2 separate regions of the Homo sapiens genome follow, and region 2 is linked to region 1. A link is a loop called in an ENCODE intact Hi-C map of the cell type or tissue named here. Cell type or tissue: heart left ventricle. All regions are shown on one strand.

Evidence for each region. Peaks named below come from ENCODE experiments on the same cell type or tissue, not always from the same donor. Only the 100,000 strongest peaks of a DNase experiment are listed, where the experiment ranks them.
Region 2: a loop joins it to region 1, with 2.4 times the contacts of the local background. A loop is called at or near these places in 4 of 110 quality-filtered maps.

The regions. Positions count from the first base shown.
Region 1 is chr3:184,512,500-184,514,999 of GRCh38, reverse strand. All of the region lies in intron 6 of LINC01839 (long intergenic non-protein coding RNA 1839), which reads right to left. Among named protein-coding and RNA genes, the nearest start is that of LINC01839, 38 kb to the right of the region's middle. RefSeq lists enhancers at 905-1,199, 903-1,403. In heart left ventricle, CTCF peaks have their summits at 879 and 1,081 (motif pointing right); DNase peaks (open chromatin) are centred at 1,099 and 1,499; H3K4me3 peaks cover 1,233 bases; H3K27ac peaks cover 505 bases; H3K27me3 peaks cover 1,330 bases.
Region 2 is chr3:184,144,208-184,146,707 of GRCh38, reverse strand. It overlaps EIF2B5 (eukaryotic translation initiation factor 2B subunit epsilon), which reads right to left. Exons shown (of 16, transcript NM_003907.3): 14 at 2,484-2,500; 15 at 2,001-2,111; 16 at 1,397-1,824. The coding sequence ends at 1,765. Among named protein-coding and RNA genes, the nearest start is that of DVL3, 9.9 kb to the left of the region's middle. RefSeq lists a silencer at 1,317-1,366. In heart left ventricle, a CTCF peak has its summit at 1,302 (motif pointing left); no DNase peak of the experiment used is centred here.

The DNA of each region.
Region 1 (2,500 bases):
CCACCCACCTTGGCCTCCCAAAGTGCTAGGATTACAGGCGTGAGCCACCACGCCCAGCTTCTTATTTATGTTTTTGAAAGAATATTATATGTGCTTTGTAGGGAGGAAGGCAAGGGGGGCTAAGGACGCCAATTAGAAAGCTATAGCTATGGGACAGGTGGGAAGTCACTGTGGTGTGCCTTAGGAAGTGGCACCGGGGCGAAGAAGACACACGGGTGGAAGTGAGCTGTATTTTAGAGTTAGGCCCCCAACTGGAGGGATGTACAGATGTTAGCCCTTTCCTGGTATATCCTCACTGACCTCTTTATTTTGAAACTCTAAATGTCACTTTGTTACAGCTATGTATCTTAGAAGCTAGGTAGATAGGCCGTTTTAGGCTTTTTACTTTTTTTTTTTTAATAGGGGAGTTTAATCCGTCTGCAGTAATTTTGCTCTGTTCTGTGGTTTCTCCTTTTGTCCTTCCTTTCTATTTTTAGTTACCATGGCTTCCCTGCCCCTTCCTCTTTTGCTTCCCCTTGCCTTGGTCTTTTGTTCCTGATTCCTGAAGGACTGTTGGAGTTTTCCCGGTCTCGTCTTTCTTAACGCTCTAAGGGTTTGGAAGTTTAACGTCCTATCTCTACTCCGGGTCTAGTGACCGTTCAGGGTCTTAAGACATTTTCAGTGCTAGCCCGTGCGTCTTTGTTTCCCCATCTTTCTTTAGTTCCCTTGTAAGCCTTTGTGATCACTTCAAATCCTTTTTAGAAATAGCTTCCAGATGAAGAAGTGAAGCTGCCTGGCGCATAGATGTGTTCAAGTCTCCCTTCTTTTCGCTCAAGGAGAGTGAAGAGTGGATGGTGCCAATTCTAGCTGGGAGGAGTGAAGGACGGGGAGGGGGACGATGAGGCAGGAGGAGACCACGCCGCCCTCCTGGGAGGGGGCTGACTCGACCCAGCTGGTTCGGGTGTGCACCATCCTCACTCTCTCCGCCCTTCCAGGGCTGCACTGCGCCCCGCTCTCGGCAAGACACGGGTGACGCTCCGGAGATTTAATTCCCCTGCTCAGGTCAGTGTAGGGCCTCAGGGAAGTTCAAAGCTCGCCCACTAGAGGGCATTGGCGCGTTTCCCAGAAGACACGGCCCCGGGAGCTTTCGGGCTCTCCAGCAGCCCAGGGGGACTCCGGCGTCCGCGTAGACTGGTTCTGCGCAGGGGGCTGGGGCTGCTGGCGAAGGAGGTCGGGCGCTGCAGAGGAGCTCATAGACCCTACAGCGCAGTCAGGGTCGGGGAGGCCGCTGATTCTCCCGCTTCAGGGCGTTCAACTGCAGGACGAAGCGTCCCCAACGCGCACACCCGACTCTGGAGACCCGAGTGTGTGCGGGAGGCCAGCCCCGCCGAAGCGCCGTCCAGGATCTGCCGAAGCGCCGTCCGGGATCTGCCGAAGCGCCATCCAGGATCTGCCGAAGCGCCATCCAGGATCTGCCGAAGCGCCGCCCGGGATCTGCCGCCGCACGCAAGAGCCCAACCATAGAGGACAGCGGGGGCACCTAGTACCCGTGGAGATCCCAAACTCCTCTCACCCCAGCCCCAAAGCACTTCTCCCAATGCTGCTGCCGTGCCTGAATCCCGCCCACGCGTGAGAATCACCCCATTATTACAGAAGACCCCTGTCAAATGCACACGCGTTAACCACGTGTTACCCAAGGACGACTCAGTCATCCTTTAGGACTCGGTGATACATTAGCACAGATGAACCTGGCACTGAGGTGGGATGAGGTGGGGAGATCTTTTGGCCGCAGGTCATTTAGGATATTGTTATTACTGCAAAGACCACAGAACAGCCATGGTTTAGTCACTTATTCCTTGCCAGGAGCTTCGTCTCATTGTCTCTTTTAATAAACAATATTTTGAGATCACTTTGTTATAGTGATGTCTGCTGGTTTCCCCACTGTAAAATGACTAGTTTTCCCTTTGTAATTAATAAATATTTGGGGGGAGATGCTTTGAGACTGTGACGTATTCTGTTTCTTCTCAAACTCTTCCCCTCTCCTCTCCGCCCCACGTTTCTTGATCTCCTCTCTCTGCCTCTGGAGCACCGCTACATGCTGCCATTGATGGTTTGGGCACTTGGCTCGCCTCACCTTGGCTACTTTCCTCTCCCTCTCCCCTGGTCGGCCCTTCCTTGGTAGCTCCTCTGTTGAATTCCCACATCCTTCGAACTCTGCAGGTAGAATCCCTTACATTTTCCTGGGAATGACCTAGCCTCCAGCCTGAATTACTTCAACTTCCTGTATTCTACAATATCTCCAAACATCTTCACTTCCACACTCATCCTCTCTTCCTTGCATCCTATCTCAGACAAAGAGGAGGCCAGCTGGAGCTCTGGAAGCAGCTGGTAGAGTGGAAAGGGCACAGGCTTTGGAGTAAGTCAGACCAGATTTTGATCCCACTGCCACCACTTACTAGCTATATGACCAAGATTTTTTCTCTCTCTCTCTTTAGAACATCAATTAACATAAGGATATTTG
Region 2 (2,500 bases), 370 kb after region 1:
CCATGTTGGCCAGGCTTGTCTCAGACTCCTGACCTCAGCTGATCTGCCCACCTCAGCCTCCCAAAGTGCTGGGATTACAGGCGTAAGCCACCGCGCCTAGGCCAGTTTATGTCTTTCTATCCAACTAAAATGAATAAAGGCAACCATTTGTTCTGTAACATCTGGGACGGTAGGGATGGGGGGGTAGAGCATCACTTGTTACAACAGTCACATTAGCCACCGTTTAAGTACCACTAAAGGAAATTATTATTATTATATTGTTTTGAGGCAGGGTCTCGCTCCATCACCAAGGCTGGAGTGCAGTGGCACAATCTCGGCTCACTGCAACCTCCGCCTCCCAGGTTCAAGCAATTCTCCCTGCTTCAGCCTCCTGAGTAGCTGGGATTTCAGGCGCCTGCCACAATGCCCAGCTAATTTTTGTATTTTTGTAGAGATGGGGTTTCGCTATGTTGGTCTCGAACTCTTCGCCTCAGGTGATCCGCCTGCCTCAGCCTCCCAAGGTGCTGGGATTACAGGCGTGAGCCACTGCACGCGGCCAGAATTGTTGACTCACTCTATATGAAGACAAGGAACTCAAAAAGAAAAGACAGAAAGGCATGTCTCTTTTGGTTAAGGTTAAAGCAATACAGCAAAGTAACAAGCTCCAGGTCAAGAGTCCAATATCACACCTGGCTCTGTCAGTTACTAGCTAGGGAAGCTCTGTGAGCTTCAGGCACCTTATCTGAAAATGGGGATAAGACTTCATGGGGCTCATGTGAGGATTAAATGAAACAATATGTGAAAACTGCTTGCCTGTCACATAGTAAACACTCTCAAGGGAAAGCACCCTTCACATGGCCTTCCTGTGTTCTTGGGACCTCCATTACTGGCTCTGGGTTATATTTGTCTGTGGGGCCAATTTTCCCTTCACTGAAACACAATACGCTGAAGGACAGAGTTCTGGATTCTGAGGGTCAAGTCCTTAGCTTTACCCCTCAAGAGTCATGTGACCTTGAGCTGATTTCCTTATTTCTGATGAAGCGTGGCCCAGCTTCCTGACAGAACGAGTACCAGATCAACTGGAAAAGGCATGTGAAAGGAACTGGCATGTCTAATGGGCTTTACATATGGTTGGCAACATAATCCTCTGGCAGAAAAGTGTTCAAAATGGGACTCTATGGAAACGGGCTTAGGCACACCACCCCAGGATCACAAGTTGGTCCACAGAGGCTGGAAAAGAACCTCCGCCCTCCACTACCCATGAGCCATGGGAAAGGTTAATTAGCAAGGTACCACAGTACCACCTAGTGGCTGGCACACCCGTCCTCCCTCTCCCCCAGGTGTTAAGGAAAGGCTATCATGTGATTCTGGTCACATACTTCACTGGCTGATTAGTCAGGGATGGAGACAAACCAAATACACCACTCTCTCTTTTAATATTAACATATACAAGCAGCAGAAAGAGCCAACTGCTCTCTGCTGTTCCCTGAGGGAAAGCCGGAGCACAAAGCTGTTCCTCTGGCCTTCCTCCAACTGCCGGGCCTGCTTAGCTCCTCCCTAGGCAGAAGCTTTGTTCCAGCCCCACTTCCACATCCCAACTCCACAGTCAGGATGGGAGGCACATGGTTGCTAGCAGGGGAAAGAATACTGTAGTTCCAGCCTCTGCTCCTTTCAGTCTCAGCCTGGATGGTGGTCACTCATCCCTCTGCAGCTAGTTCCTCACTTGTCCCAGCCCAGGAGCCAGGAGGGCACTCAATCACACCCAAAGGAGCAGGCAGTGTGACTTCAGTCATCTTCAGATGACTCCTCTTCTGCCTCTTTTAGCCACTGGATGAACCTCTGCAGCTGTAAAGAAGCAGAGGAGAGATCGGCTGGGGGAGGTGCACATAACTCTCCTGCTCCCCTCGGCAGATAAACAGCTCTAACAACCAGAGCCCCAGAAACCAACCACCCTAGAGTCTAGGGGCCAGGACCTGGGAATGAGATAACCATCTTGGCGAGAGGAGGACAGCCTGACGCACCTGTTGATTCTTGCGCAACTGCTGGCCCTTGTCAGTTGTATCTCTTTGGCTGAACCAGCTCAGAATTGTTTCCTCAGCCAGGATCTCCAGCTGGTAGAAAGCCATCAGTACCTGCAAAAGGCCAATAAAGGGGACCTCAGGGGCCTTGGAAAGTCCAGCAGGATACTCTACCAGGCCCTCAGATCCCTCTATGCACTGAGTAGCCTCCTCCAAAACGGACAAGAGTGAGCTGTTCGCTCTGCTCCTGGGGCAGGTCTAACTTCTGGAACTATTGCTGGGGAGAGCTTTGCACATTTCCAGACCACCCCCCAGATGGCTACCTTATTAGTCCGGCTCCAAGCTGTACTATTCTAGCAATAAGCATATTGGGAGTGGATGGTCCATACTGGATTCACATTAGCTTCTATTTTATGTCTCCCAAGGGGGTCACCAACCCTCGTTTGAAAGCAAGTGCAGAAGAATGGGGCTTGAGGTCATATTCACCTTGGCCATGGAAATAC